Regions from separate parts of the Homo sapiens genome. Here region 1 is linked to region 2. Evidence: read pairs that join two places in POLR2A ChIA-PET (ENCODE). Cell type or tissue: A673. All regions are shown on one strand. Each heading gives the region's core, and the rest is flanking DNA. Links, peaks and the distances in the headings are about the cores only. Region 1 has its middle 38 kb from the start of RAB22A. Region 2 overlaps ANKRD60 (ankyrin repeat domain 60).

Evidence for each region. Peaks named below come from ENCODE experiments on the same cell type or tissue, not always from the same donor. Only the 100,000 strongest peaks of a DNase experiment are listed, where the experiment ranks them.
Region 1: POLR2A ChIA-PET joins it to region 2 with 9 read pairs; 1 of 35 experiments calls an interaction of 5 or more read pairs at or near these places.

What each region holds. Positions count from the first base shown.
Region 1 is chr20:58,263,104-58,279,616 of GRCh38, reverse strand. It overlaps the pseudogene PPP4R1L. Among named protein-coding and RNA genes, the nearest start is that of RAB22A, 38 kb to the left of the region's middle. In A673, for the core only: no CTCF peak of the experiment used is centred there; no DNase peak of the experiment used is centred there; H3K27ac peaks cover 316 bases.
Region 2 is chr20:58,210,664-58,227,176 of GRCh38, reverse strand. It overlaps ANKRD60 (ankyrin repeat domain 60), which reads left to right. Exons shown (of 4, transcript NM_001304369.2): 2 at 3,995-4,125; 3 at 5,674-5,839; 4 at 8,372-11,051. The coding sequence ends at 8,682. Among named protein-coding and RNA genes, the nearest start is that of ANKRD60, 9.7 kb to the left of the region's middle. In A673, for the core only: a CTCF peak has its summit at 7,571; a DNase peak (open chromatin) is centred at 7,696; H3K27ac peaks cover 2,211 bases.

The sequences.
Region 1 (16,513 bases), core at 3,776-11,775, 52 kb before region 2:
GCTCACTGCAACCTCTGCCTCCCAGGTTCAAGTGATTCTTATGCCTCAGCCTCCCGAGTAGCTGGGATTACAGGGACACATCACCATGCCCAGCTGATTTTTGTATTTTTAGTAGAGATGGTTTTTTGCCATATTGGACAGGCTGGTCTTGAACTCCTGACCTCAAGTGATCTGCCTGCCTTGGCCTCCCCAGCCATCCTCTTTATATTAAAAAAAAATTCACAAACATAATACATGCCCATTGAAATATTTAACAACTTCAGGAATTTAAATAGAGTTTCCCTCCCTCCCCCACTACAACCTTGGGAAGAGCTGTGAAGTTTGGTGAGTACCCTTCTAGATTGCTTCCTAAATAAGTGTATGTATATATGAATGTGTTTATGTGTACATGTGTTGCACATGTATACCTAAATGTAACTTGTATTAAGAAATGGGCTTGGCTGGGCGTGATGGCTCACGCCTGTATTCCCAGCACTTTGGGAGGCTGAAGCAGGCAGATCACGAGGTTCAGAGATAAAGACTATCCTGGCCAACATGGTGAAACCCCATCTCTACTAAAAGTACAAAAATTAGCTGAGCATGGTGGCGTGCACCTGTAGTCCCAGCTACTCAGGAGGCTGAGGCAGGAGACTCGCTTGAACCTGGGAGGCAGAGGTTGCAGTGAGCTGAGATTGTGCCACTGCACTCCAGCCTGGGGACAGAGGGAGACTCTGTCTCAAAAAAAAAAAAAAAAAAAAATAAGAAATGGGCTCATACCATATGCAAAATTTTTCACCTTTTTTCATTTAATGTATCATGGATATCTTTCTAACTTAGTACATATCTAGAGGTACTAAGGCCATACAAATAGTTGCATGGTATGCAAGGGTATAGATAGATCGTAATTTATTTAAGCTTCTCTCTATTCATTTGTTGTTGGCAGCTGCATGTCTTGTAATCTAGTGGCTGGCGCCGTAGAGGACTTACAGTGTGCCACTCCCCAGCTTTGTGCTTGCTACACACCATGTCGCTGAGTCTCCCTGCGCTCTTCTGAGTCAGGCAGGGTTTGTCTCTCCAGAGGGCCGCTTTCTTCTTTCATCTTATTAACAAAGCTAACAAACAAGTGAGAAGTATTGAGGCCGAGGCTTCAGGACTCTGCTCATCCACTGTGGGCTCTCCAGGTCATTGCAAAGCAGCCAGGTTTTCCAAAATGGTGGTTCCAAAGCACCAATTTGTTTGAGTCTTTACCTCACTCCTGTTCTGTTGTGGAGTTGTCTCTGCCTCAGGGGTCCTCTCTTATCCCTTTCCTTGCTTTCTTTAAGAGGGCAGGTCCCTTGTGACCACTTGAGGCTGGATGTAGATTTGCCTCTCTGTTCTATGGCCCTAGAAGCAGATTGGGGATCTTAGTTGCTTGATTTCCCAAGGGAAGCTGAATGAATGTGGTCTAGTGAAATGTAATTAGTGACTTTCTCTGCAGTGGCTATTCTGACTTTCCAAAACCTCTTGGCTGCCAGATCTTGATCTTTCATCCCGAGGGTGGTATAAATCTCCCTGGATACAGGCTTGAGTTGATGGATTTCTTCCTGTAATATACTGGGCCAAAGGACTGCCCCTTAGAATTCCATATTTCTAGTCTTTTTTGCCTGCAAGTCAGGGTGGGTTTTCAACTTCATTGAATTCTTCTGATGCATGCATGGCCAGAAATGACATGCATTGTTCCTGGATGGTGGGTTGCTCAGAGGAGTGGACAGAAGCAGTCAGGGGCCCCTTTTTACGTGATCAGAGAAAGCCTTCAGGAGCTCCAGTTCCTCTGCTTGCATGGGAGGCCTCCAGATCACCCCAGGCCACTGCTGATGGCCCTCACTTTATCCCTCATCAGTGTCTTTGTTTAAAGAGCGTTTATTGAGGCATAGTTTATATGCAATAAACTTCAACCACTTTAATCGTTCACTTGGATGAATTTGGTAAATGTATACAGTAATCCAACCATTGTCACAATGGAGTTCAAAAGTTTCAGTCACCTGACAAGTACCCTTATTTGCCCCTTGGCTGTCTGGCACTCCCTCCCTCCCTGACCACCATAGGGCCAGGCAACCACTGACCCTGTTTCTGATGTTTTCAAAAGATTTTGCCTTTTCTAGAATTTCATATAAATTCAGTCATATGGGATGTACTCTTACATGTCTGGCTTCTCTTCCTTAGCAAAATGCATTAGAATTCATCCCTGTTGTTATCAATAGCTCATTCCTTTTTATTGCTGAGTATGTACAGATACTCTGTTTTGTATCGCATTCACCAGTTCAGGGAACACTGGGAGTTTTCCATTTCGTGGCTGTTGTGAATAATGCTTATATGAACATTTGCATTCAACTTTGTGTGGACATATGTTTTCATTTTGGATGGGTAAATGCCTAAGAGTGAAATTGCTGGGTTGACTGGTAAGTGTATGTTTAGCTTTTAGAGGAATTGCCACACTGTTTTCCAAATTACCTGTACAATTTTGCATTTCTACCAATGTCTGTGGATTCCTATTTCATATCTTTGCCAGCACTTGATATTGTCATTATAATTTTAGTTCTTCTAGTAGTGTAGTGTTACCTCATCGTAGCTTTTGCATTTTTGGCCTTGTGTTTTGTTTTGTGTTTAAGATTTTTATTTTGAAATAATTTTAGGTTTACAGGACTGTTGCAGAGATAGTACTGAGAGTTCCCTTATACCTTTTGCCCAACTTCTAATGCAGTGGCTTTCAATTATGGGTAATTTTGCCCCCAAAGGATCTTATACAATGTGTAGATACGTTTTTGGTTGTCACATCTTGGGGCACAGAGGGTGCTGCTGGTGGGTGGAAGCCAGGGACACTGCTAAACCTCCTGCCGTGCCCCAGACAGCCCCCCCCCCCCCGCCCCCACCAACAAAGACTTACCTGCTCCAAAATACCAGTAACGCTGAGGTCAGGAAACTGCTCTAATGTTTACGGCTTAAATAAGCATGTGACATTGATCAAAACTAAGAAAATAACATTGGCATTGGTGTACTGTTAACTAAATTACAGATTTGACTTGGATTCTGCATTTTTCCATTAATGTTCTTTTTCTGCTCCAGGATCCCATCAGGGTACTACATTACATTTACAGTTGCCATGTCTCCTGAGGCTCCTCCGTCTGTGATGGTTTCTTGTTCTATCCTTGTCTTTCATGATCTTGACAGGTTTTTTTTTGTGTGTGTGATAGGGTCTCGCTCTGTCACCCAGGCTGGAGTGCAGTGGTGCGATCTCAGCTCCCTGCAACCTCTGTCTTCTGGGTTCAAGTGATCCTCCCACCCCAACGCTCCTGAGTAGCTGGGACTACAGGTGTGTGCCACTATGCCTGGCCAAGTTTTGTATTTTTTGTAGAGACGGGGTTTCACCATGTTGCCTAGGCTGGTCTCAAACTCATGGGTTCAAGCAATCTGCCTGCCTTGGCCTCCCAAAGTGCTGGGATCACAGGTGTTAGCCACTGTGCCTGGCTGATTTGTAGTTTTCTGAAGATGTTGAGAATTTTTTTCTTGTATTTCTTGGCTGTTTGTACATTTTCTTTTGTGAAGTTGTTAAAATCTTTTGCTTTTTAAAAGAATAAAAGAACTTTATTGAGATTTAGTTTACATGTCGTACGTTTCACCACTTTAAAGTGTACAAGTTGATGGTTTGTAGTAATATTCACAGAGTTGTGCAACATTGCCACAATGAATTTTAAAACATTTTTATCACCTCAATAAGAAACCTGGTTCCCATTAGCAACCACTACCCATTCCTCTCCAATCTCCCAGCCCTAGGCAACCACTCTTTTACTTTGTGTCTTCATTGATTTGCCTATTCCAGGCATTTTATAGAAATGTAATCATACAGTATGTCGTCTTTTGTGACTGACTTCATTCACTTAGCATGCTGTTTTCAGTATTCATCCATGTTTCACTTGAGCCTAGGAGTTCAAGGCTGCATTGAGCTATGATCGTGCCACTGCATTCTAGCCTGGGTGACAGAGTGAGACCCTGTGTTGTTTTTTTTTTTTTTTTTTTTAAAAAAAGCTACATCATGTTGTAGTAGTATGCATCAGTACCTCATTCCTTTAATAATGCTCCATTGAATGGATACGTAGTATTTTGATTATTCACTCCTCAGTTGACAGATATTTAGGTTGTTTCCATCTTTCGGTTATTAGTATTAATAATGTGCTGGGCTCATTTATGAACACTTATTCTTTTAATTGGGCTGTTTGTCTGCTTATTATGGAGTTATAAGAGTACAAGGATTATTTATATATTCTGGATACCAGTTTTGGTCAGATATTTTCTCCAGTCTGTGGCTCATGATTTTTATTTTCTCAGTGGTGTGGTTTAGGGAGCAAAGTTTTAAATTTTGATGAAGTCAAATTTATCAATTTTTTTCTTTTATGGTTTGTATACTTTGGCTCCTCAGAAATCTTTGTCTAACCTAAGGTCACAAAGATTTTTTTTTCTCTTCAAGAAGTTTTATGTTTTAGTTCTTACATTACATCTATGGGTCCATTTTGAATTAATTTTGGTTTATGGTATGAAATAAGAGTCAATTTTTTTTCCCCCCATATGGCTATTTATTCTAGCACCACTTTTTGAAGACTTTCCCTGTTCACCTTTGTAAAAAAAAAAAAATTACTTGGTATATGTGTGGGTTTGTTTCTGGACTTCGACATTTACTTTTGTCTATTTCTCCTTGCAGTTGTATTGGTTTTTGCTGCATGTATTTTGAAACTCTGTTATTAGGCATATAAACATTTGAGATAATTATGTCTTCTTCATGAGTTTACCCCTTTATCATTATGAAATGACCTCTTTTCCCTTGGTGATGTTCTTTGCTCCAAAATCTGTTTTGTCTGATATTAATATAGCTACTCCAGCTTTCTTTGGACTATTGTTAGCATAATATATTCATCTTTTATTATTTATTTGCATCTGTATATTTAACATGTGTTTCTTATAAGTAATATGTAGTTGGGTCTTCTTTTTTTTTATCCATTCTGTTAATCTTTTTCTAATTGCAATGTTTAGACCATTTACATTTAATGTAATTATTGATGCAGTTAGGTTTAAGTATATCATCTTGCTGTTTGTTTTCTATTTGTCACATCTGTTTTGTTCCCTTTTTGTTCTTTGTCTGCTTTCTCTTGAGTTAATTGAACTTCTTTGTGATTTTAGTTTGCTTTTTAAATAGTTTATTAGTTATAATTCATTTTTTTTATTTTAGTGGTTGCCTTAGCATTTATAGTATGTATATTTAACTTACCATGGCCTACCTTCCAGTGGTATTTTACCACTTCATGTATAGTGTAAGGAACTTATCATAGTATGCCTTCGTTTCCCCTCTCCTGGTCTTTATGTGATTTCGTCATGCATTTTATTATATATGTGTTATAAATCCACAATAATAATAAAGTGTTATTTTTAACTTAGTCAATTATTTCTGAAAGAGATTTAAATAATAACATAAAAGTTTGTGTATCTATGCATGTAGTTATCACTTCTGGTGTTCTTTATTCCTTTCTACAGATTCACATTTCCATCGGATTTTCTTTATCATTTCTTATAGTTCAGATCTGCTGGTGATAGATTTTTTGAATGTCTAAAAGAGTCTTTATTCTTTTTTAATTTCTTGTCTTTGGATGGTCCACAGTTCACAGTGGCCTCCTGGGCTTGTGGGTCCACTCTTTGGGAAGGCCCCACACCTTAGGGTACCCCTGCCCCCCGCCTGCTCCATTGATCAGTATACTGATGGAATTAGCTGTTGCAGAGATCTTTGACGTGTCTCCTCAGTAGGCCTTTTGTAGCTCTAGCTCAGATCATGCTTATGATGGGACAACATCACTTGGTCCTGCAATGACAATCACATTGTCTCCCCCCATGGCCATAGCTTCCTCTGTGTAGAATGCCATAGTGCACATCATTCCTCTGTTGCTTGCCATCTTGTGGTGAGACTTTTCTGAGTTGAGTCTTGGCCTGTTCCTCAGTCTCGGGCTGACTTAACTGTTCTCCTGTACATTGCTCAGGCCAGTGGACTGCAATGATTTCTCTTTCCTTTTGGTAGTTGCCACTTCTGACTCTATCTTGGTTCTCTTGACCAGTTCTGCCTATAGTGGGATGCAGTGTCCCCAGCTCCTCCTTCCCTTGCTGCCCTCAAAATAAACATCTGTAGCTCCTTCTCATTTTACAGGTTTTATGGTTAATCAGCACAGGGAGATAGGAAAGTAAAAATAATAAATGTGGAGAAATAACGGAATTTTAAAAATTCTCTCAAGGCTTTCCAAGAGAATTTCTGCAGAATTTCTAGTTGGCACTTACTCATTCAGTCATTAAGAGGCCATCAGATGCCTCTTTGGGCCTTTCTCTTCTGCATTTATTGGTCCCTTAGTTGCCTTCAACTGTCTTGAGCTTTTCTTCTAAGCCTATGTAGGCCTGAGGAACCAGCCAAAAAATGAGAAAAAGGTTTTGCCTTATTCTCAAGTGGACATTTTCAAACTCTGATGACTACCAGACTAGAAGATGCAGGCCTCCTTTCCTGTAGGACTGTGGCCCATGCTGGAATGGCCGTCGCTGGGCATTCCTGGGTAGCCTCCGTCCTCCTTCTGGACACAGGTTGCTCATTTTGTCTTGTGCCCAGGTGCACTTACCTGCTCTTAGCGCAATGCCTGGAACCTTGTGGTCCTTCAGTCAATGTGGCCCCAATAACCATATGCATTGTTTTTGTCTCCATAGGCAGATTATTGCCAGAGGGCTGCTTGATATCTTCCGGGACTTCGGTAACAATGAAGAAGACTTCCTCACGGTAATGGAGATTGTAGTCAGATTGTCAGAAGATGCAGGTTTGTATAAGGATTGTATAATTTTATTTTTTACTTATGAATTTCTAAGAAATTATGTATAACCAGTAATAGCTATTTTTTAAAAAACCTGTTTATTAATCAATAACCTTTAAGCAGTTTCTAACCATGAATGGATTTTGTCTTGAAGAATGTATGTCTTATTTGAATTTTGACTGAAATTTTCTTATATTTAGAAAATTAAAATGATTAATGGCTACGAATGCTGTTTGCCTTGGCAGTTAGGCCTTTGGTATTTCTTGAGTTTTGCCAGACTACTGGTTGCTAAGAAATGCCAAATCAAAAGAAGCCTCTTGGGTTCGAAAATCTCAGTCATTAGTTTCCCTCTAGGCGAATCTTGATTTTTCTTTCTCATTCTACCTCTCCATGATTGGTATCGTGGAAGAAAAGCACGTTGCTGTACAGCAGATATGATGATGTTGTCTTCCCCCCCGCCCCAGTAAAGATGAGTTAGATGAATGAGTGGCGGGGCTGGCCGGTACTGACAGCTGTGCCACAGCCCCCTCCTTCCTGCATTCAGAATGAATCATGAGAAGCTTCAGAAAGTTTCAGGACTCTCAGCCTTTAGAGTTTAATCATTTTAACTGAAAATAGAAAAATAAGCCTTCCATATAGCTCCCACATTAGTTCAAAATATTTATATGAATATAACGCAATGCTTTTAAAAACGCCCAAGTGGATGTTTTGAGTCTTTAAATGGATTCTCTTTGTAAATGAGTCACCGTTTACAGTGCTGTAGCAATTATACATTTGTGTTAAATTTAATGTGGTATATTGGAGCTAGAGCCGCTCTTTTGTTTAATGCTTTGCCTTAGAAATAATTGGGATGCGTGGATTGTGGCGGAGTGCATTTATGAAAGAATTATTTATAATGTATACATTCTGGCTAGAATTTAAATAAGCACAACCCATAGGTCTGGCAGATAAGGCATTAGTTGTAATGGCTTTTGGATGCTGGCCCAGCATGCAGACTTCTTGCTCCCTCCTCAAATTTATATATGGCTTGTTATAATAGAGTTGTCATTCTCTCTTCTTTTTATGTTTTTATATTGCTGTATAGCTCATTAGCTTTTTAAGCCTGTCTGTAGCATAAATACTCTAAATGGGAAATGATTTTTAAACTGCATTTGTCTAATTTCCTTGATGAAGTATTTTAGTAAGAAAAGCTAGAAACTATCAGTATATACTATCTAAGATGCTTGGCTTATTCTTAATATAATTTTTTTAAATTTTTTATTGCTGCAGAGCCCACAGTGCGGACTGAGCTGATGGAACAGATTCCTCCTATTGCCATTTTTTTACAAGAAAACAGATCAAATTTTCCAGTGGTGCTCTCTGAATATCTCATACCTATTGTAGTGAGGTACCTCACAGATCCAAACAATCAGGTTTGAAAAATTATAACCTTAAGATCTCTTTAGCAAATTCTCTTTAGTCTTGTTTTAGCTGATATTCATACTACAAAAAACAACTTCTTAGAGTTAAGTGATTCTAGAACAAAAGGTCTATTTGTGTCCAGTTCCTCTAGTCATGTAGGAAGATAGACAGCACTCATTCTTATCATGAAATATTTCTTTTTTTCTTTAGCATTTTACTATGGAAATTTTCAAACGCACATAACAGTAGAGAGAATATGAAAATGAATGCCCACGTGCCCTACACCTGGCATCAACCATTGTTAACGTTTGACCTGGCCGGGCGTGGTGGCTCACGCCTGTAATCCCAGCACTTTGGGAGTCTGAAGCAGGTGAATCACCTGAGGTCAGGAGTTTAAGACCAGCCTGGCCAACTTGGTGCAACCCCATTTCTACTGAAAATACAAAAATTAGCTGGGCATAGTAGTGCGTGCTTGTAGTCCCAGCTACTCGTGAGGCTGAGGCAGCAGAATTACTTGAGCCCGGCAGGTGGAGATTGCAGTGAGCCGAGATCGTGTCACTGCACTCCAGCCTGGGTGACACAGTGAGACTCTGCCTCAAAAAAAAATAAAAACAAAAAAAATTCGATTAATTTTTTCATTTATCTTACCGAGATAAAATCCAATCCAGACAAAAGAATTTGCAGAAACCATCTCATTTCAGCTGTAAATACTTTTAGTATTGTTCTCTAAGAAATAGACTCTTTTAAAAAAAAACGATAGTATCATTAATGCAAATATAAAAATTATCAGTAGTTATCTAATGTCATCTAATATCTAGTCATTGGTCAAATTTCCCAGTTTTCTCATAAGTGTGTGTTTTTGCGCAGAGGCCGTTCAAACCAGAATACAAACAATGTCCACACATTGAATCTAAGTGATATATGTCTCTTAGATCTTTTAAAATTTATAATGTTGCTCCTCCCCACTTTTTTCCCTTGCTATTTATTTGTTGAGGAAGCCAGGTCATTAGTTTTATAGAATTTCCCACATTTGGGATATGGTTTATTGCATCTCTGTAGTGTTAAGATGTTGCTCTACTCCAGGCATTTCTTATAAACTAGTAGCTAAGTTGGAAGCTCAGCCAGACTCAGATTTTTTATTTAGTGAGAATACTTTGTAGATGGTTTGTGTTTTCCTGCTATATCAAATCGGGGGCAGAAAAGCTCTGGATGGTTATCTTTTCCTAATGCTGAATTTGGCCACCTTTTCTGTAAAGGTGGCCAAACTTCTATAAAGTTCTCCATCATCGTATGAGCAACCATTGGTGATGGTTGCCCTGATCCAGTATCTCATTAGAGGCTGTAAATTCTGACACACTAATTCCAACATCTCTTTTTAGTTTAATAGCTAGAGTTCTTCTGTAAAGGTTTCCTCTATCAACTATTTGATAGCCCTGAAAACCTGTTTGAATAGGGAAGATAGAATAAATGCTTTATTTTATCCCTTTATTTACCAGTTTCCAGGATCATCGTTGGCGTTTTAATAATCTACAAAGGTTACCAGTTAGGTTTTAAAAATTTTTTTGAGTATTGTTAGGAACTCCCACATTTTAACATAGTAGATATGTTTCAAACTGTTATAGTACTTATTCTTTTTTTTTTTTTAAATTATACTTTAAGTTCCAGGGTACATCTGCACAACGTGCAGGTTTGTTACAGACGCAGTAAAACACTTTCCTCATAATTGTCATATTTTTAATTTTGTTGAATACTTGGATTTCGTTCAGGTTTTGTGTGTGTGTGTGTGTGTGTGTGTGTGCTGTAGATGCAGTGAACATCGGAAAGGATGTGGTTTTGTCCTTTCATTGACTTTTCTTTTTCCTTTGGATTCATTCTTGAAAATGAGATTACACTGAGTCAGGGGATTTGACATTTCTTGACCTTTGTCCAGTAGCATTGCTGTATCTTCTCTTCCAGAAGAGCCGAGGCAGGAAGCGTGGTTTTGACTCCAGAATCTAGCATGGTGCCTGACACTCAGTCTGTGTTTGCTGAAGAGTCATATTCTTGGTCGAGAGCAGGCACTCCGATGGTCAGCCCGAGCTGTGTGTGCACCCAGCTTCCCAATGTGTCCGCACCCAGCTTCCCATTGTGTGCAGATCTGCCGCACCTCTGCACTCCCACTTCCACTACAAACACAGCTTGCCCTCCTTTTTTTGCTCCCCTGCCGTGGGCCTTCCTGCCCCCACAGGCCTCTGGCTCTGCAGCCTCTATTTCCTGCCTGCATTTACTTCCTGTTGTTCCTCAGCGGCTCCCTCTCTTGTCCCACCCTTTCAGGCCTGTCCCTGCCATCACCCTCTATTTACTTGTCCTTTTGATGGTGCTTCTGCCACGCTGGCTTTGCCTGTCCTCCCCAGCCCTTCAGTGTCCTCCACTGCTTGTGGCCGAGCTTGGTGGAGGGAGTCCTGTCATGCACTGATTGGTGCCGTTGCAAATTGATGGGTTCCAGTCGTGGCTGGGCTTGCAGCATTGCTTGGCAGTCCTTTCCCTTGTCCCTCATCAGCTGCATTTCCCATTATCCTTGGCAGTTCTCTTAGACCTTCGCCATTTCATCAGGCCTCTCCCCTCTGCCTGCCTCGCGCCAAGCAGATGACCTTGCCTTTTACTCAGAGCAAATAGAGGCCTTCAATCTTCATCCCCTATCTCCATGCAGGGAACCACCACCTACTTCACACACTCCCCAGAGCCGCCACCCAGGAACTGACGAAATCCTCTCCCCTCACCTCCTCCATCCAGCTAGAGCCAAGCCCTGTCTCCTTTGTTTCCATCAAAAGTACCTAACCCCTTGAGGGCACCCGCTCCTCTTCATTCCCACCCTTAGTAAACACAGAAAAGTGCTGAAGTTCTTTCTCGCTGACCTCTTGTTCCCTGAGGCACAGCCCAGACTCCTTCCTGGGCACCTGTCCCTTTCTGCCCTTGACTCTGCTGGCATCTGCCTGTCCCCTCTGTCCTTATGATTCTGACCTTCTTGCCCTTCCCAAATGCCCCCTCCTCTCTTCTGTCAGTCTCTGTCTTCCTTTAACAGATGCTGACTCTTTCCGACATCCACAGTGGGGGCCCCTGAAAACACCCAAAGGTCCCCGATTAGGATTCTTAATTCGGCAAAGACGAAGATTCTCGTGCATGTGGGGATGGGATGGGTGTGCTAGGTTCCAGCTAGCGTCTGCATCTCAGGCCAGCTGGCCCTTCTCTGTTCATCAGCAGGTACTCTTCATGGTCACCGAACGTGTGAGGCATGAAATTCACAACGTTGGGGGTAATATCAGTGCTATTGCAAGGACTACTGCTGCCACTCACAGCACCCCTTTTTTGAGTTGTCGCTGTGCTCCAGGGCTGTGCTCCAGGCTAGCTTGGCTTATCTCCTTTCCTCTTGTTCACCCCCACTGTGAAGTATGGGTGAGTTGCTAGTTAAGCAGAGAGGTGTGGTTGTGGGTGCTGAGTAGCAGCTGGAGAAGGCAGGAGGCTGGATGTCTGGTTTCATGAGGCTGCCTGTTGCATGCTATGGGGCTGTGGAGGCTCTTCTAGATGTTGTAAGCCAAAGTGTCTCTCCCCTTCTTGAGTGAGAGCCGAGGATTGTATTTTGTTGGCTTCCGTGACCTAGCACAGGGTCTGGCACCTGGTAGTTTCAGTAAAGATTTGTAGAACTGAATCAGCTGCACATGCCGTTTGATAATGTAGGCAGATTTCTTCAGTGGTCCTGAGCTCCTCCCCTCTGTCTTACAGGAAGGGATGTCCCACCCCCTTTTTAAGTCTCATGTCTTAGTTTCTCTCTGTGGTCCCATCCTGTTGTCTCAGAGCTTGCTTATTTTTCCAGCTCTCTCATTGGTTTCTTGTTTGATTATAATCAGTCCTCAGTCTCCCTGCTCTCTCCGTTCCCTGGCCTTGACTCAGAGCTTGTGGCCCACTCCTTCTCCTACTGTCAAGCTTTTTCAGAGAGGAACCTCCACTGCCTCTACCTCTGGGCTCTTCTTCTGGCACTAGCTCCTCGTGCGGCAGCTGATGCTTTCTGGAAGCTGGTAGATAGGTATCTTGCCACGGACTCAGTGAATCTGCTCATTGTAAAATCCAGTGCTTTTTTTTTTTTTTAATAGTTCAGTGTTTAAAATGTTATGAGATTTTTAATCACACAAGACAGCATTGTGTAATAAACACCCATATACCTACCATTCATATTCAACAAATGTTAACATTTTGCAATTTTCTGCATATCCTTTTATTTTTTATTTAGAGGTTACAGATACGGTGGCAGCTTCTCTGTACCCCTCCTCCATCCCATTCTTCTCCCTCCCTCCCCTTCCTGAGCCTGGCATGAGACCTTCTCACCAGGTTTTCACACTCACACCACTTGTGTAGGTGGCCCCTGAATAAGAGAGTGTCTTGTTTGGGAGCTTGAAAGCTTGCATAGATGGCATCATTGGACGTGTATTCCATTCTGCCGATTGCGTGACTCCTTTGTGTCTTAGACCCCTCCACATTGATTGGGATAGCTGCTGGTCATTCTTTTTACCTGCTTTATAGTATTTGTATTTCATTTTAGCTGCTATATAGTATTTATATTTCTCCCACAATTTCTTAATCTACTCACTGACTTTTTTTCTTTGTTTGACCCATTTGCACCATTTGTCACTGTTGACCAGTTTTGAGTGTTTGCACAGACCTTTACTGGATCCCACTAGGCATTTAGTGTTGCTTCACCCCAGACAGTGGGATGCAAAGGTAACTGGACACACCCCTTGCTGGGATCCTCTAAATATTTGTCTCCTTTGGCTTCCAATAATCATGGTTGTACTAACAGTACCAGCCAGTATTCATTTAGTGCATGCCATGTCCCAGACACCATCGGAAGCCTGTCGCTCCTTTCATCCCCACAACAAACTTATGAGATAGATACTATGATTATCCAGTTTTATGGATGGGAAACTGAGGCTGAGAGAGGCCAAGTCACTTGGCCAAGATGACTCAGCTAGTCACTTGGAGGATCCAGATGGGGGCTCAGCATTCAGACCCCACAGCCGGAGCCTGTACCCACTGCCGTGTTAGCTCTTGAGCTCCAGGCCTCCTCCCTGCCTCTGCCCGCACTTCTTGTCTGTGTCTTCCCCAATCTCCATCATTAGCCCAATCCTCTCCTGCCCCTAAGAGTTGCTGTTTCATCTCTAGGGTATTATCTTTGGTCTTCCTTTTCTTATGATATCAGGGTTCCCTTCATGGCCTTGTCTGCTGCTGTGGCCCTAGGGAGACTCTACACACAACTGAACACTAGACTGCTGTCTCTCACCCAGGTCTCTGGAGTCTGTGAATCACCGCCCTCCATCGCCACAGCCTACTGGATGGCTCTGTCTAGATGTCCAGCGAATCCCATAGAGTTTAGAGACTCTAGCGTCCCGCCCTAGTCTCTCTATCCTCCATCTTGCTCTGACTTCTGTGATTATCCTGTGTAGTCATTCTCAGCTCTCTGTAGCAGTGTCTGTCACACCTGCCCTCTTCTTTCTGTCCCCTGCCCTGACATCATGCCTCATGAAAGCCTGTAGTGGCCCAGGAGCCCCTCACCTGCTCTCTCTTGTCAGAACCACTTTAGGTTTCCAGACTGTCACCCTCACTGAAGCCAGGTGTGATTGTGTTGGTCCTCTGCTGTTAAACCCTTGGGGGCTCCCATTGCACCTGGAGTGGTCACCAGAGGTCCTAGTGGGATCGGGCATGCTTTTCCTGGCCTGACCTCACTTGCCCTTCATCCTCCCATTCTGCCATCTGGAACTTGTCCTACTTCTTCAGAGTATTTGGCCCCAGAGTTCATCACCTTGCACCTTAGAATGTGCTGTTTGTTCTCTGGTCCTGGAAGGCCTTCTCCCCTGCTACCCTTGCTCAGTGGATTCATTACCTGGAGCTGCTGTAACAACTTACCACAGACTGCGTAGCATAAAACAATAGATGTTTCTTCCCTCTCAGTTCCACAGGTGGGAAGTGCAGCATCAGGGGGTCGTCAGGGTGGGTTCCCTCTGGGTGCTCTAGGGGAGAATCTTTCCTTCTGCTTCCAGTCTCTGGCGGTTGCCAGCTTCTTGGGCTTGTGGCCACATCACTTGAATCTCTGCTGCTAACTTCACATGGCCTCTCTCCTCTTCTGTCAGTGTTTTCTTCTCGTCTTTCTCTTGTAAGGACACTCGTGATTGTATTTAGGGCCCGTCCAGGTAACTCTGGGTGATCTCAAGCTCCGTAATCACATCAGCAGAGAGCCAAAGAAGGTCACATTCACAGCTTCAGAGATGTGATGCGGCCAGATCTTTTTGGGGGCCATCATTCAGCCCACTACCCTTTGCAGACTCCTAGGTGTCTTTTGGCATCTGATACTGAGTGGCTGCTCAGGGCCTTCCCCCTCCTTGCCTGGCGTGCCCTCCCATCCTTGTTGTCCTCCATGCATCTCAGTATGTCAGCTAGGGTAGCATCATGCAGCAAAGCGGCACGTGGGCTTGCCTGTTCTTGTCTGTAGTCCCCTCATGCTCTCAACTCCTGACACATGCTGGACACGCAATCCGAGTGTGACACTTTAGAGGTAGCATGGGCCTTTTCTTCTCCTAGTGACACCCGGGTCCTGTCGCTGTGCCCGGGTGGTGCTGCTGGGGCATCAGCTTTCCTCACTCCTGGCAGCCAGCCCCAGTCTCTTCCCTTTGCCTGGATGTTTGCAGTAGCTACCTTGCTGACCTCGTTGCTCTTGGTCTTTTCATTGTCTCCAGTTGACTTGGAACGCTACTGCCAGGATGATCTTTCTGAAATACTGTTTTCATCTGTCGCCTGGTCAGAAGTGTTAATGTCATATTGCCTCTGTGGCTTGAGTCTCACAGGCTCACCCTCTTTTATAACCTTTTATAACCTGCTGTCGACGGATCATCTGTGACTCATCTACACACCTCTGGCTCCTGTTATTATTTGCCTGCCTTTTCATCACTGCGGTGAATTGCATATTTCATTATTTTGTCTATAAGTTGGAGTTTTATGTGCTTTCATTTCCCCAAAAATGTCTCTTCAGCTTCTTTGGACCCCTCTGAGCTCTAGTGCTTGCTCATTCCATGCAGACTGCAAAGAACAAGTGCTCCTCCACCTTCTTCTTCTGTGGACTGGGGGAGCCTTTGTTTTCTGTGGGAGCATCCCCCTTTGTCAGTGTCTCTTTCTTGGGCCCCTTCCCTGTGCGTTCTGTTGTACCAGACATAATTCCCATCTCAGGTGTGGCATGCCAGGGTTTACAAAGTCACAGGAGGTTGCTGCAGTGTTTTCCAGTCTCTGCCTACAAAGGAGAAAAGGCACGAAGTCATCCATTGATTCAGCAGATCGTTACAGAACGCAAAATTTTGTGCCACAGGCTGCCAGGTCCTGAGGGTGCACTGGAAGACAAAGGATAAATCAGATGTGGTACCTGCCTTCTGAATTCACTCTCTGCAGCAGGAGAGACAGGTGGCAATTATGAAATCATACAGAAAATAACCCTCTATATGTTTGTATGTATATAAATGCAGAAATGTGGAACAAGAGCTGTGGAAGAAAAAGTCCAGGGCACTAGTCGAGTATTGTTTAGGGACCTGTTCGAACAGGGTCCAGGAGCAGAGGGGCTTTGGGCTGGAGCGGAGGAGTGGTAGCCAGTCAGGTAGAGGGAATAGCCTATTCAAAGGCCTCAGGCAGGAAGACCCAGTGGTCTTCAGGGTGTTTAGGGTATGGGGGTGGGGGTAGGTAGGGGCCGGCTCAGCCACCCCTGCTCAGTGGGGTTGGTCTTGATCCTGAGGGCACTTCTGCTCACTTGTGCTTCACCTTCTGCGTTTTTTTCCCTTCTGGGTGAGAAAATCAAGTCAGGAAGTGCTCTTGATTCTTCTGGAACAAGACCTAATTTTCCAGCATGATGTTGAAAACAAAGTATGTCCCATTCTCCTGCAGCTCTCTGCCCCAGACAGTGATGACGAATATAAAGCAGAAGCTGTGAGCGTAAGTCCGTCCAGGGAATGACTGCCCAGCACCTGTGGGCACTGTCCCATAAGTTGACTTATACCTGACATGAAGTATTACACGTGTTTGATTTTGGTCAGCACTGTTCTCGTGAACAAGGTAACCAGTTACTCGACCTAGGTTGGAGAAAGCTCACAGTTCAGCCATGAGCATGTTTTGGAAGTAAGCATCCCTATAGCACCAATTGTTTTTTTGTTTTTTTTTATACTTCAAGTTCTAGGGTACATGTGCACAACATGTAGGTTTGTTAC
Region 2 (16,513 bases), core at 3,341-11,340:
TCTGAAATCCCAAATTGCCAGACTAATTATGTGACTATTAGAACCCCGAATCCTCCACAACCATGTCCACACAAGGATGCCAAGATCCGAAACAAACGCTGCCTGCCTCAAGACCCCATATATCTCTATGCAACTTCTGCCCATGTTTCAGCCTCAAACCCTGAAGCTATGCCTGGCCATAACAGAACCCTAAATCCCAGAGCAGACTCTACCCACGTCATGACCCTCAATTGCCCAATTCTGGACCCCCGGCCTCCAACTAACCATTTGTGCATCTGAACCCCAATCCATTAGCCACTTCTGTCTACATAAGGATGACAGAGCCCAAAATGAACCCTGCCCACATATGGACCCCAAAATTCAAAGCTAACTCTGCTCACATCTAAAAGGCAGTCACCGAGCTCACCATGACCATACCAGAACCCAAATCCCCTCAAAGTATCTTCATAAGGGCTCCAAAGAATGAAGCAAACTCTGTCCACAGCAGGACCCCAAAGCTCAAGTCAAACCCACACATATCTGAACCCCCAGATACGAAACCGTGTCTACATCAGCACTCCAAGGTTGAAGCTGGCCATGTCCATGTCAGGAAGTCAAGGTTCAAACAAAACCTTGCCTCCATGAGTACCCCAAAACTCAAAGCAAACTTTTCTTGTATATGTAACCCAAATCCTTCAGCCAACCTTATTTATACCAGAACCCCAAATTCCAGACCAAACCCTGCATATAGCAGGAGCCCAAATTTTGAGCAGATTTTATCACCATGAAGACCCCCAAATCTCAGGGCAGATGTGCTCGATTCCTACCCTCCAAATGCTACACTACTCGGGGCTACATCAGATCCCCACATCCCAAAACAAGTCCTGCCCATACGAGGACTCCAAATCCCAGAACAGACCTTTTCACATCAGGACCCCAAACAGACAGCAAACCTTACTTTAATCAGAACCCCAAATCCAGAGTAAACTGCCCTCACAGGAACCCGAGTCTCAAAGCAAATGCTGCTATCTACGTTTGAACCCCAAATAGTGGCAACTAACCCAGTACATATCAGAACCCCAAATTCCAAGCTGTGTCCTTGTTCACATCGGGAGCTCAAAGCTAGCCCAGCTGGAATCAGAACCCAGAACCGAAAGTTCCCTGTGACTGAATTAGGACCCCAAGGGCCCCACTCCAGACAAGTCCCATGTGGCAGATACCCAGTGGAGGCCAGGCACCCTAGAGCCCATCTCTCCTTCCATCAGTCTCCTTCCCTGACCCGAAGGCGTGGCTTTCCCTATCCCGATTCCCTACAATATTTAGGATATGAGAACAGGATCAAAGTCCCTGGGCTCCATCATCTCCCCACCTGGTTGAAATCAACGCAACACACTTCAAGAAAATGAAGATATAGAAAAAATCTCTGAGCTGCTGCTGCACAGAGAATGTGAACAGCTGATATTGCAGAGAGACTGCAGCTGTACTGCAGGGGCTGGGGAGCGATGGAGACAGATCTGAAAGCAGCCTGCCTCCACGGGCTTGGTGCTGCCAGACACTGCCCTTCTGGGCTCAGTTTCCTAATCCGTAACACAGAGAAACCAGCTCTGGAATTCTCGGAGCCGTTTCCCCCTCTGGACAGAAATGACGCAGGAAACTCAAAATGCACAGTGAAGGCCAAAATACCTTCCTTTTCTCTCTTTAAAATAGGTTAAGCACTTTTCCTGACGTATTTATTTTCCTATAGGAGTGTTTGGAAGATGCTCTCGAGCATTTTTGAGGCTTTATTTGGAAAGAAATGTGTTTTGAGCCTACTCTGTATTTAACATATTAAAAGTGAGGAGAGTTGTTGAAGGACTTAGTAAGAGTTCCCAAACAAGTAATTTGAAAATTATGTATCCTCAACTACAAATGCCTGGCACCCCTTCTGTTCATTTGTTTTCACTGATGAGCTATGCGGGGCTATTAATCCAAGAGAGCTAAGAGGGAGCGCGAGAGAGGGGGTGACTTAACACTGATGTCACAGGGCTATCACTCAACAGGCACTTAGCAACTGTTAGAAGCTCGACCTCTCTCTGCTGTTGTAGTCCTTGCTGTGGGTGGCAAACAAGAAAGACAGAAAGTGCTACTCATTATTAGAAGAAATTTGGGCTACTGCCTATAAATAATCCTCTGAGGCCTCTCCTACCCACCTCAAAATTTGGGGCGGGGGGAGATCAAATGAGATCATGTGTGAAAACCTTGAGTTTCACAAATCTAAAAGGGGTGAGCAAATCCATGGGCCAGGGTTGCCCTTACACGTCTGTTGTCAACTGTGATAATTTATTTAGCTGGTGATAATTAGTATTTGTCTAAGTCCAAGGCAGTGGCTGCCTGTCTATAAAAAGAGAATGTACTCCGATCTCTACAGGGGCTGTTCAGCATGTGGGAGTTTTACTCTTGCCCGTCTCAGCAAAACACAGCTTTACTCAATATTTTCAAAGTTGTAGGGAGTCAAGTTGTCTTACTTAGACTAATTACCGGTTATCCTCTGTGTCTGAACCACAAATAGGACACTAATTAACAGATTTGCTGATCACTATTCCCTCTTGACATCTACCATCCTGAGTTTCTGGTAGCAAATTGGTGCTCATAGAGCCAAGAGTGAGAAGTCAGTGGCCCTGGAGGGAAGCAGGTCTGGTGCCAGCACTGGGGTGGCTGTTCACAGGCTATGTGAGCCTCAGTCTGCTCATCAGCAGATGGAGTTAACAAACCTACCTTGGAGGGCTGTCCTAAGGATGAAAGAATATAGGTACTCGGTCTGGGAACCAAGTAATCACTAAGTACCTAGTACATAAGCACAAAGCCATGAATCATGAAACCAGAAAACTCATGAATCCCACTCAGTTGGACTCTAGACTGTGTCACCTGGGCGGAGCTGAGACTCGATGTTGGTGGCATTGCTCATAAAGAAAGCATGAGGCCTAAGGAGCTCTGGTACTCCAAGTCCAAATTGGGGTGGATGTCAGCATTAGCTCCTCACATCACGTCGGCTCTTAGCTAGGGAGATTTTGTCCCCCAGAGCCCATTTGGTAATGTCTGGAGCCTTTTTTTTTTTTGGAGACAGGGTTTCACTCTATTGCCCAGGCTGGAATGCAGTGGTGTAATCTTGGCTCACTGCAACCTCTGTCTCCTAGGCTCAGGTGATCCTCCCACCTCAGCCTCCTGAGTAGCTGGGACCACAGGTGTGAGCCATCGGGCCCAGATAATTTTTGTATTTTTTGTAGAGACGGGTTTTTGCCATGTGGCCCAGGCTGGTCTCGAACTCCTGGGCTCAAAGTCTGCCCACCTCAGCCTCCCAAAGTGCTGAGATGACAGGTGTGAGCCACTGTGCTGGGCCTGGAGGCATGTTTGATTGTCTTGATTTGGTGAACGTGCTGCTAGCATCTAGTGGGTAGAGGCCGGGAAGCTGTGAACACCAGACAACGAGGAGGGGCCCCTGCCACAAGGAGTTACCCAGTCTAAACTGTCAGCAGTGCCAAGGTGGAAAAATCCCTCCCACGCTTCAATTTGAAAGATCCAACATTTTTTTTGTCATTGTCACCTCTTTAGCCAGGTAATGACATTATCCAAGAGTATTTTGGTTTACCCTATATGATTTGTATAACCACATTGTGCTGTGTGTCTAATGACTGGTTACTTCAGGTTTAAGTCATTCTATTTGTAGAGTTTGCCTCATAAAATGACTTTACTGACTCATGTGCCTTTTCACAATAGGACAAGTTATAATTACAGAATTTTATAAATCGTTGGCATTGTGATTTTGTTCGGCTTCCATCTGAGCTGAACCAAATTTATTTTCTGAAAAGCATTACCAACAACAGACAGACCCACGCGACACCATCAAATGAGATTTGTATTCGATATTTCTAAAATTATCTTTGTGGCACTCAAGGTCAGATAATCTCTTAACTTAACCAATGTAGTAGTTTATCTTTAATACCCAATTTTTTAAAAGAAAAAAAATTTTTCCCTGCAGGAGTTTTGATGGATGACACTACCCTGAAGTTCCATGATGTTGTTCCTGGAGGGATTATTTCATTATGTATCTGGCATCATGACGGATGGACAGAACTTGTTTTGGCGGCTGTGGAAGGGGATCCCAGCAAGGTGTTTTCAAGCTTCTTTAAATGGATATTATACGTTACGAAGCAACCGTAAATTGTGGGGGGAAAATTAGTCTTTAATACGGATATGTGAATAACAGTTTCAGAGCAGGGAAGAGAGAACGATGAGCCGTGTCATAATTATGAAATACCGCACTGAGGGTTTGCCTTCACTCCTTGGGTTTACCATTTTGCTGGGTTTATCGATTTGTGATTTATAACCCACTTACCGCCCCACCCCTCCCCGCAAAGGAGTCGAGGCAGCACGTTTCTATTCATGTTTATAAGTGATAAGGTTGGAAATCTAATTTAATACTGAGAGGAGAACTCCAGATAACTGAGAAGCGTACAGCTCAGAGCTCGGGGCTGTGGTACAGGCCTCCGCCAGGTGCTGCCTGGTTCCGGAGGGAGAGGCCCCTCGTTCCCGGGGTGAGCGGCGGGCGCTCTGTCCTCCAGGGCTCCTGCTGGCCTCTCAGCTGGGCTCTAGGGGTGGGCAGTGGGGGGCAGGAGGATAGAAACCAGATGTGTACCCAACAGGGAAGATGAATCACTGTGACACGAGGGGCAATGCTATATTCTTCCTAGAAAAGAAATTCGGATGGAAAGCTATGTGCTCCTGGAGAAGAAGAGATGGAGTTTCTTTGCTCAGAAAGGGGTCAGGGAAGGCTGGGTGTAGCAGGGGCTGGGATTGGCGCTCTTGGAAGAGTGCGTGGGCTCGGGGCAGGTGCGGCAGGAGGCAGCCTTGGCAGGGAGGGTAGGCAGGATGGGGCCCTGTCCCAGCCCTGACACATCTCCTAGTCCCTCCCGCTCCTCCTCCTCCACACTCTCCTCTGCCCCTTCTGTCTCCCTGCCCTTTGTCACCAGCAGTGTGGTCCATGCTTGGTTTTCTGGCTCTTACTCTGGCTGCAGGGGTCACCTCCCTGCTGTTTGAGGCTGTCAGAATTGCCATCATCCTCGTCTCGATTCTGATCCTCCCACTGCCCCAGTCCTGACTCCCATATCAGGGCAGAGTATCCTCCCTGGGGGAACCCGTAGCCTTCCTCCCAGGCTCAAAGACTTAATTCACCACGAGGTGGTTACGTGACCGGGCTGTTCACCTGTGCATGTTCAGCTTGCTCTGAAACCTAATGGAGACAGTGGGCACACAAATAGACGGGAAAGCCAGATCCGGTCTCCAAGAGATGACTGTCACCCTCTGGGAGGCCATTTATATTGGCTGGTGTCTTCCTCAGTGGCTTCAACCACCTTCCTGTGGACACCTGGCAAAGCTATTTTCTCTCTTCAAAACATTGACAGGAAGACCTTCCTGTGTTCCGAGCCTGACTGACGGCGAATTCGTATTTCCTGAACATATATAAAGCATTAAATCATGGCCTCCCCATGCTGTCCTGGGTGTTTCTCAGCTTTTCATGAGGGTTTGCACCTCTCTTTTCCCATCATGAGCCTTAATTTGACATTCAAGCAAGCCTTCCCCTGAGCATGCCCCATCAGCCGTCCAGCAAAATGTAGCCACGCTTTTGAGAATAACTCAAACTCCTCTTGTCTTGCCCAGCTATCTTGTCTCGGGCTTACTGAAGATTCCTTCTACCGAACCGCAAATTCAGAACATTTTGAGGGTGAGAAGTGGAAGCACTGGACGTCTCAGAGGGCGTTTGTGGCGTTGTATGTGGCCTCACACAGAGGCCACTTTGATGCTGTGCAGTACCTTCTAGAACACGGTAATTCTGGTAGAAAGCTTGCTATATTCATGAGTTGGGATTTTTTGCAGGTAGAAAGGACAGAGTGTCTTGTGTTCCCAGTCCTTCCAGCAGTGGTTTCCTGGACCTGTGTCTTGTCAGCCACCAGTCAGGGTCCCCATGGTGCCACTCACTCCCTGTCTAGGCAAGTGTCTTAGGGCACGCCAGTCAGAGGCTGCCCTCCTTCTCTTCACCAGGTCTCGAGAAGATTCTTTCTGCTTCAGTGAGGCAGAAATTTCAGGACCCAAGACACAGGCGGCAGCTATAAAGGATCCCTGGTTCATTTCTCACCAGACACATTGCTGGGAATATTCGCATGCTGTCTGTGTGATTTCCAGCCTCGCATGAAATTAGGATGCTGCAATGGTCCGAAATGGTCTAGCCTCTGGCCAGGCACGGTGGCTCATGCCTGTAATCTCAGCACTTTGGAAGGCTGAGGCGGGCAGATCACATGAGGTCAGGAGTTCACAACCAGCCTGGCCAACCAGCCTGGTGAAACCCCGTCTCTACTAAAAATACAAAAATTAGCTGGGTGTGGTGGCACGTACCTGTAGTCCCAGCTACTCAGGAGGCTGAGATAGGAGACTACAACACACACACACACACACACACACACACACACACACACACACACACTAGAAAAAACCCCAAAATAGTCCACCTTCCAGCCAGCACAGCTCTGTGGTGGATGGCAGGATCACCATTCTCCCTTCTCCAAGCCTCGTTATTATTTTCTCACAAGACATTCATGCTGAACTCTCTTTTCAACCCACCTCCACTTAAGGGCCTCCTTCCACTCTCTCTCTCTCTCTCTCTCTCTCTCTCTCTCTGGCTCTCTTGATAGATAGAAACAGAAGCCTTAGCCAACATTGTCTCCAAATTAAAGAGCTTTACATAGTATTCCATAGGTGTACACTCTATCCTCCCTGGATGTGGGATATTTTTGGGAAAAGATGCCCATTGATGGAGATGCAGACCACTCAATGCGGAGTGGAGAACAATGGAGAACAGCTGTTAACAGCCTAGACCCTCAAGAACAATGGAGAACAGCTGTAACAGCCCAGACCACCAGCTTCCTTGGAAAAAGGGAGAACATGTTACGTGGTGTTTGGTCAATGGTTTGGGCTCAGGAGGGGCCTTTCCCATGGGTCTCCTGTATCAACTTGCCTCCAAATTAGACCCCTTTCTTTCCTACTCACAGCCTTGGCTCCAGCCTCTGTCAGCTCAGTCATTGCTATTTTTCCCACTTACACCAAGCAAAGTGGAAAACATCTTGGACTTCCTGGGCCGGATGATTGGGCCGTGCATCGGGTGTACAAACCTCTGTGATGGGTAAAGGTTACCTCAACAATATTCTCCTTCCTTCCTTCACTGCCTGTCTGCTCTTTGCTTGTTGTAAAATGAAATATGGGCTTTGCGCAGCCCAGCAGTCCTTTAAGCTCATAAAAAGTCATTTTTGCTCTGATAGAACTGTGATGTATTTGAAGGCACCAGTTAAAAAATTACAGCCAGCTTTGCAAAGTTTTCTGTCCTCTGCAGACAGCTGCTGGGGGGAGGTGTCATGGTCGACACTGGTGTTCTAAGAGCCTATTTAAAACTTTACCTCACCAACCAGCCGGAGCTCATAAAAACTGGCTACTGAAATGTCAGCTGAATTTAATTGAATTGCCTTGTTTTCTGTGTCATATTTGTTATCCAGAATTTGATTCAATTCAACAACTCCATATTGGACACCTGTCATTAGCCCATCCATCTGCAGGAGGCGGTGGGGAATTTAATCGAAGTGAAATCTGTCCATGAGTCAGGCTGCCCATTGCGTCATTTCCTGAGTGCCTGTCTTCTGCAGGCACTGAGCTATGTGCTCGGGATGAGAACAGCAACAAGCCAGATGTGTGTATTTTCTGCCCTCCTGGAGTTTATGAGGGGAAGTCAGTAGATTATTACAAATAATTCCATAGTCAATGATGTACACAGTGTTGTGAAGATGTAGAGTGTCTATTGAGCTTACACAGGAGGTTTCATGGGGTGGGAGAACTAAGGAAGATTTTCCCAAGGAAAGAAATGAAACCTAAAGAAAGGTCAGATTTAGCCCAGAATAAAATGGGTGAGAATGTTGTGAATGGGCCTGGGGCAGGATGCAGAGCAGGGTGTGTTTTAGGGATGAAGGTGGAAGGTAGGTATAATTGGTGCCTTGGTGGTGGGGTGGGGGAGGAGAGTATGGCAGGAGGGAATGCTGGAAGAGTAATGGGAAGGTAGGGTGAGAGTGAGCGGGAAAGACCTAGAACATCACCCCACAGCCGGTGGGATGGCAGTGATGGATCTGAGCAGGAGTTTGATATGGGCATTCTGGAAAGATCACTGGCTGCTGCCAGGGGAGTGGACTGGGGGCAGGGCAGTACTGGAGCTGGGCCAGGCAGCAGGACCTCCCTGAGGAGCACTCCCTTCACAGCCCTGGACCCCTCCTGTGTTCCCCCTCCGCATGTCTTCCTTCTGGCCAATGTTCTTATTTTACAGGAGCCAGCTGCCTCAGCAGATCCCCCCTGGGCAGGACACCCCTGCATGTGGCTGCAGCTATGGGCCGGTCAGACTGTATAATCCTCCTGCTCCAGCACGGGGCCTCCATCCACGACAGAGATGCCAAGGGGGAGACCCCCATCTCCATTGCACACCGCCTGAACCACACACTGAGCGAGAGGCAGATGGTCCTCCTCCACCGGATAGCAAAGTCGGGGATAAGGGATCTGAATGACTTGGTCATGAAGAATGCTTTGCAGAGGGTCAAGTCTGGGTTTAGGTCTGAGAAGATGACGATGACCCCTCATTAGCTCCTGGTGGGAACGTTTGCCCGCTGAGGCTGGTTTGGGCAACTTTGCAGAGTTCAATCCCATGGGGGCCCTTGGTGAGCAGGGAGGCAGGAAAACAGGGCAATTAACCTGAATCAGATACGAAATTATCTGTCCTGTTTGCAAATGATTTCTGGAGGGTGTTGATGGCAGTAGGTAAGCCTGTGCTCATTTAGTAATCCATTACAGACTGAACAGGCTCTAATGCCAGCCTTTAATTTTAAGCTATTTGCACATTGTACCCAATAGCGCTGCTCAGGGTGATGGGAGCCAATTACCTTCTCTCCCTTCTGGGGACCGTCTAATGCACTGGCATAATAGGAGTAATAACAATAATGATAATAGCACTATTGTTATTGTATAAAACAAGTGCCAGCAAATGTCAGGAGGTCGTGTGTAGTGTGGGCTGTGAATTTCAGTCTGTAAAGCCATGGAACTAAATGCTCCCACAGCTAATGTTCCAGGTTTCCTGAGCCATCTTTGAGGGGTCTGCTTCTTGAGTCGGGGGCAGAAGGGAAGCTGGGTGAGCTTGGCTGTCCACACACACTCTCCAGAAGGGATGGCTTATTACTCTTGTTGAAAGGTAACACGTTGGTGCTAGATGGGGAGGAAACAGTGTAAAAGAAGATGAGAATCAGGCTGGTCACATTTTCTCTTTTGTCCCATCTCCAGTGGTCCATGCAGTCTCCTCTTGCCAGAGTTCTCCTTTTCCTGCCAGCACTGGGATAGCCCTTCCTTCTTTCCTTTGAGCAAACCACCTTGGAGTGTCTATGCTCAACTCTCAGGTCTTTGCATTGCAAAACCTTATACCGCATTGCAGGATGTGCCTGGTGTTCCTACAGGGTCCCAGCCTGCCGAGTGCACGAGTGAGCTGGGCGTGGGAAATAAGAAGGAAAGACAAGGATGGCGCCAGCTGTCTGAAGAGAGCACCGAGACTTGACTCCTGCAGAAATGAAAGGCAGAGGCCACTAGATCTTTCTAGAACTCTCCAGACCTGGAAATCTGGCTTTTTGAAAGGATCTCCCTTGATTTTTTTTTTTCTTTTTTTGAGACAGAGTCTTGCTCTATTGCCCAGGCTGGAGTGCAGTGGTGCCATCTCGGCTCACTGCAACCTCTGCCTCCTGGGTTCAAGCGATTCTCCTGCCTCAGCCTCTTGAGTAGCTAAGATTACAGGCACCTGCCACCATGCCTGGCTAATTTTTGTATTTTTAGTAGAGATGGGGTTTCACCACGTTGGCCAGGTTGGTCTCGAACTCCTGACCTCATGATCTGCCCCCCTCGGCCTCCCAAAGTGTTGGATTTACAGGCATGAGCCACCACACCCGGCCAGATCTCTCTTGATTTTTAAAATTTGGCTTGAATTTTTGAAGAACGTGGTCTGCTACAAAAGGAGTGAGAAGATGTGGGGCACACCCATGTGACTGCCTCTCACTGTCAAACTCTAATTCATTTCATGGAGAAACGTGATAGAAACAACCAAAATCTCTCTGGAGCAATCCAAGACTCTGATGCCACAGTGAAGGAGTAGCCACGGGTCTTACTGGGTGGCGTGTGGGGTCCACTCTCCCACCTCCCACAGACCATTTATGTTCTCTAAAGCTCTACCTTCTAAGCAACTTTTGGAATCAAAATGTGTGGCAGTAGTCTTGTGACCATTGCAGTTTTCCTGGGAATGGGAAATGGCGCTGTATCCTGGCCACCCTTTCCCACTTCCATCCCAAGAACTGGAGTCAGCTTTTAAATTAACTGGCTGCATTTCCTGCTGTCATAGCAAGTAAGATCTGTGTTGATGATGTGGTTTTACACTCAGTGTACGTGGCTGTACCCAGCTCAGCACTCTGTTAGACAAATAATAGTCGAGGAAAAAAATAGCTCAGCATCAACTATGTCAAAACTGAGATCTTGTTCTTGGCAGACGTTCTGCAAAGTCAATAGGCAGATATTAAGCAACCCCAACCCAATGGGGCAATCCATTTAGCTAATGAAGTGTTAGGGGGGTGATGCAGGCACTCTTTTAACTTAACAAGTGGCATTACTCAAAGTTGTGCATTTGCCAGGAGCTCTGCCCAGCTGCCTTCGTTGTTTGGAGAGCCAACTGCTTGACTCCTATATGTAAAATTCTGGGGGCAAGCATTCTATCTTCATCTACCCCCAATTCAATTAAGCACTTGGCCAGACATTGGGCAGGTCCCAAACTCTTCATGGTGACATTTTGCTCAGTCTGTGGTAGGGTCATCTGAACACTCGTAGGTCCTGGGGAGCGCTTCATTTTAGACAATCCTGACATTCTATTTATATTCAACAAGTCTGTATCACTTACGAAATAAAATATATCCAGAGCCATAGAAGGATTGAGTTGCCATTGGGTGATATGTTACATTTTGTAGATATTTCATTAAACGTTATTTTGAAGGTTTTTTTCCCCACATTTTGGGAGCCAACAAAGTTTTTTTTGAGTGTGTGTTGGGGGGTCAATCTCAAGCATTTTTGTTGGACCCTGGAGGTGGGCCGGCATGGTGGTCAGGCACATCTCTGCTCTGTGTAGGGCAGACACGAGCTTCCTCTGGTCTTCCAGGCCCTGACATCCAGTTCCTTTGCCTCGTCTGGCATCCCCAGGTAGGGCTGGGCTTGCAGTCACCAGAGGGGAAGAGCTGCCTGTGCGGAGGTGGGGATACAGGCTTTGGGGTCAGCACAGATCTTGGCTTGCATCTTACTGGCTCTGCCATGTGGCCTTGGGTGAATTCCCCACTGCTCTGAGCCAAGAGTCCTCTGTAGAGGAGGAAGGAGGGTAATCCTGGTCACTGAGCTTGCTGGGAAGGCCTGGGAGGTGGGAAGCACTCAGTAGATGCCAACTATTATGGTCTCAGAGTTCAACTGGAAAATCTTGCTGAAGTCATGGGTGAAATTATTGACACTGGTGAGAGGGGAGATAGGAGACCCCCATTTGGTGCCTTTCCTGGGCTCCCAAGTTTTGATCACCAAAAAAATTGATGATCTGACCCTTTGAGCTTAGTGGCCCCATGGAAATGCCATTGTGTATCCTTGGATTTCTTGGAGGCCACATAAAGGCGGAGTCTTCTTCCTCCCCTCGTTACTGTCAGGGACATTGCTCACCCATGAGCCTTACGCCAGCCTGTCAGGCCGGAGCCCACTGGAGAGATGCACATACTTGTCATGAGCAGATGATGATGGCAGCTGAGTGAGCCATCATGTTTCCACTTGCCTTGGCTGCCAGGAGGCTCAGAGCCAAGGTTAATGCCCACCTGGGGCAAATATCCAATGTCCCCACCCCCGTCTTGCCTTTTATCTTTCCTTGAATGAGTTATCTCTCTTTCTAAAAATGTAACTGCTGGCCAGGCGCGGTGGCTCACACCTGTAATCCCAGCACTTTGGGAGGCCAAGGCGGGCGGATCACAAGGTCAGGAGATCGAGACCAACCTGGCTAACACGGCGAAAGCCCGTCTCTACTAAAAATACAAAACATTAGCTGGGCGTAGTGGCAGATGCCTGTAGTCCCAGCGACTCGGGAGGCTGAGGCAGGAGAATGGCGTGAACCCGGGAGGCGGAGCTTGCAGTGAGCCGAGACTGAGCCACTGCACTCCAGCCTGGATGACAGAGCGAGACTCCGTCTCAAAAAAAAAAAAAAAAAAAAAAAAAAGTAACTGCCTCATACAGGTGTTGAATTGTAAGTTGCTTCCTTTCTGGAAGTCAATGCAGTAGAAATTGTAAAAGAGATGCCACCAACTGTGGTGTTGGAAGGTGACTTGAACTTCTCGCCCAGGACTGGCTTAGCAGACCCGGCTACCTGGCCATCCAGCCTTCCAGGTGGTGAAACAAAGATGCTGAGCTTTTCTTCTGCACTCCAGTCTATTGGTGGAACCTCCAGCAGCCTCTGCAGCCGGGAGGTGGGTGTTGGGGCTGCCCCTCTGGGCTTCTGTACATCCTGGGTCTCTGGGGCTCTGCCCTAGTCCTCAGCACTTTGCTTTCTCCCTCCGAAGATGACTCGGCGGGGCCTTCAGCTGCATGCTGGGCTCTCGCCACTGTCTCCTCACTCCATCTCAGACTGGGGCACTCCCTTGCCTGAAGCATATTCACTAACCCAGGGGTTCCCAGAAAGCAGGGAGGGCATCTCACTGGTGGCGCCTCAGGGGACTTCAGGTGGTCCCTGTCTCTGTATTAAGTGACACTGAAACACTGGGTGGGAAAGGCAATCCCTTTTGACATTGCTCTCGATCCTTTCAGTATCCACAAGGATAAAGTTTCCTTTTTGTGCTAGTACAGATCCAGCACCTCCCTGACCCTCGCTAATCTCCCTCCTAAAAACACATCAATGGAGCGCAGTGTTTTGCTGGTAGCAGTATTTTGCTGGGATGTAACGGCACTGTCTTGTTTTCAGTGCACTGCAGGCCAGCGTTCTATCCCTTTCTCTCCTCCTTCCCAGTTGTGTGACCTTGGACCAAATGGTCACTTCCCAAGAGCCTCAGAGTCTTTATCCATCATGTGGGCCTCGTCACCAGCATCCCCACCTGGTTTGCATTGGTGAAAGGAGACTGCCAGTGTGGATTGTGCCCTCAAGACCCAAGGCCCTTGTCAGCGTGACCCCGAGGTGCAGTGGGAGGGTCCTGGGCTTGCAGTCTGGCAGATCCAGTTTAGAATTTTCCTCCACCACAAGCTGTGTGGCATTGGGCCAAACAATGGCACCTCTCAGAGCATCAGTTTAAAACCTGGCCCCTGTCATTGGAGGGATTAAATGCCTGGCACGGAGCAGACGCTTGAAAAATGGTAGCCATTATTATTATTATTATTATTATTGCTACAACCACTTAATTTGCTTAAAATGTTTACTCACTGGGATTCAATACACCCCCCTCCACCCGTCTCCAGATAGCCTCATACATTTTCAGCAAACCTTATACAGTAAGAGTCTCTGTCCAGAACTAATAATCCCCAAAGTGGGAGATAAATAATTTCCCTTAAATTTGCTGATTTGGGTGTGAGGCAGAGGGCTTTCTCAGCAACTTGGAAAAAGTGCGTACTGAACTTGAAACTCCAGGGCCAGTTCTGCAGGAGAGGAAAACAGCTCTAAGGCAAGAGGAAAATTCCAGTCACTGGGCTCTGCCTCCGCAGTGGCGCACTGACTGCAGATGCTTCCAGCAGAGGGCACAGAAACCCATTAACATTTAGACAAACACTCGTGTTTGTGTTCATCGGAAATGTCAGAAACGCCGCAGTCTGCGCCACTTTGAAAAAGGGGCCTCACAGATGGGCTTTTCTGCCTGAATCCCTGGAATTGTCTGCAAAATGTGCATGTCTGTACACATTTTCTGGGGAGAACCTCATTATATCCTGAAAGGGTCTGTGGACCACCCCCTTCCCCAAGGTACCAAAACCTGCTCACAAAACAAGGAACTCAACCATAGCAATTGTCAAAGTAATCAAACCGACGCTCATTTGACTGGCTTTCATTACCAATTTACAATTGGAAAAATGATAAATACTCATAACATCTGGGGCTGTGGGGTGTGTGTGTGTGTGTGTGTGTGTGTGTGTGCACGTGTGTGCGCCTGGGAAACATGTCAGCGCCGCACGGGGGAGCTTGCCGATTCCCATCTTCCTGCAGGATTGATCGCTGTCTGACAATACGTATTCAGAATGCCCACGACAGCACAGCGCCTCACCTCTGTAAATCCATCCTACAGAGAGGAAACCCCTGTACAAAATGAGACCCGGTCACAAATGTTCGTGACTGCTGTTTATGGTAGCAGGTGCCTGGAAACACTCTACATGCTCACACGCGGGAGGGATGGTGGCACATTTTGCAGCTACGAAAACCTGACTTGATCTGTATGTACAGGCCAGGGGACAGTCATGAGGAGTATCTGGGATGTATCACTAAGTGAAAAACAGCAAGTGGCCCAAGAAATGTGGATGAGCACGGTTCTAAAAAGAGACAACTCTAGTGTCTATATATGTTTATTTGAGCACAAAGAATGATGTCAAAGGTATACCTCCAAACTGTTAGCATTGCTTGCTCCAGGGCAAGAGAACTGTTTTACACAGCCCTAAATTGTTACAACCGGCAAGTCTCCTTTTGTGAGACAGGGTCTCACTCCATCATCTAGGCTGGAGCTCAGTGGTGCAATCACGGCTCATTGCAGCCTCGACCTCCTGGGCTCAAGTGATCCTCCCATCTCAGCCTCTTGAGTAGCTGGGACTACAGGAGCGCCCCACCGTGTTTGGCTAATTTTTTGTATATATGTATTTTTTAATAGAGACAGGGTTTCACCATGTTGCCGAATTCCTGGGCTCAAGCGATCTGCCTGCCTCAGCCTCCTAAAGTGCTGGGATTATAGGAATGAGCCATCATGCCTGGCCCTTCTTTTATTTTTTATCGTGGCAAAAGACACACAACATTATCCTTAGTGACATTTAGTACATTCGCGATGTTGTGCAACCATCACACTATTTCCAGAACATTTTCATCATTTCAAAAATAAACCCCATACCCATTTGCATTCACCCCGGACACCTCCCTCCAGCCCTAGATGACCACCAATCAACTTTCTGTCTATACATTTGAATACTCTGAATATTTCATATAAATCAGATCATAACAATATGTAGCTCCCCTGCTTTTTTTTTTTTTGAAACGGAGTCTCACTCTGTCATCCAGGCTGGAGTGCACAGGCATGATCTCAGCTCACTGCAACCTCGGCCTCTTGAGTTCAGGCGATTCTCCAGCCTCAGCCTCCTGAGTAGCTGGGACTATAGGCACATGCCACCATGCCCAGCTAATTTTTGTATTTTTAGTAGAGAGCGGGTTTCATCATCTTGGCCAGGCTGGTCTTGAACTCCTGACTTCAGGTGATCCACCCACTTTGGCCTTCCAAAGTCCTGGGACTACAGGCGTGAGCCACTGTGCCCAGGCACATGTAGCCTTTTGGACCTGGTTTTTAGCATAATGTTTTTGAGGTTCACCCATGTTGTGGTATGTCTTAGTACTTCATTCTTTTTTATGGCTGAATGACATTCCATTGTATGAATATACCATGTTTTGTTTATCCATTTATTAGCTGATAGATATTTGGGTTGCTTCCACCTTTTGGCTATCGTGAATAGTTCTGCTATGAGCTTTGGTGTATAAGGATTTGTCTGAATTCCTGCATTCAAGTTTTGGGTGTACATTAGGAGGGGAATTGCTGGGTCACATGGTAATTCTGTGTTTAACAGCATGTCTTACTTTTGTAATTAAAAAAAATCAGGCTGTGGAGGCTCGTGCCCGTAATCCGAACACTTTGGGAAACTGAGGTGGGAAGATTGCTTGAGCCCAGGAGTTCGAGACCAGCCTGTGCAACATAGTGAGACCCCCATCTCTACAAAAAAATATAAAAAATTAGCTGGTGGCATGCACCTGTTTCCAACTACTCAGGAAGCCGAGGCAAGAGGACGGCTTGAGCTGGGGAGGTCGAGGCTGTAGTGAGCTGTGATCACAGCACTGCCCTCCAGCCTGGGTGACGGACTGACACCCTGTATTAAGAAATAATAACCAATAAAAAAAGGAAGGAAAAGAGAAAATGCTCCCCCCGGCCCCCACGCCAGGCTGTCTAGAGTTGGAGAATTACGACAGTCGTGTGTTGAGTATTTTCCAGGCATCCCGCACACGTGATCTTATTTGGTCTTTTCAGTGACCCTGGAAGGCGGACATTCTCAATTAGTATCACAGTCGCAAGCGGGCTTAGTTAAAACACAGATTGCTGGGCCCCACCTCCCAAGGATGCGAGACTCAGTGTTTGGGACAGGGCCTGAGACTCTG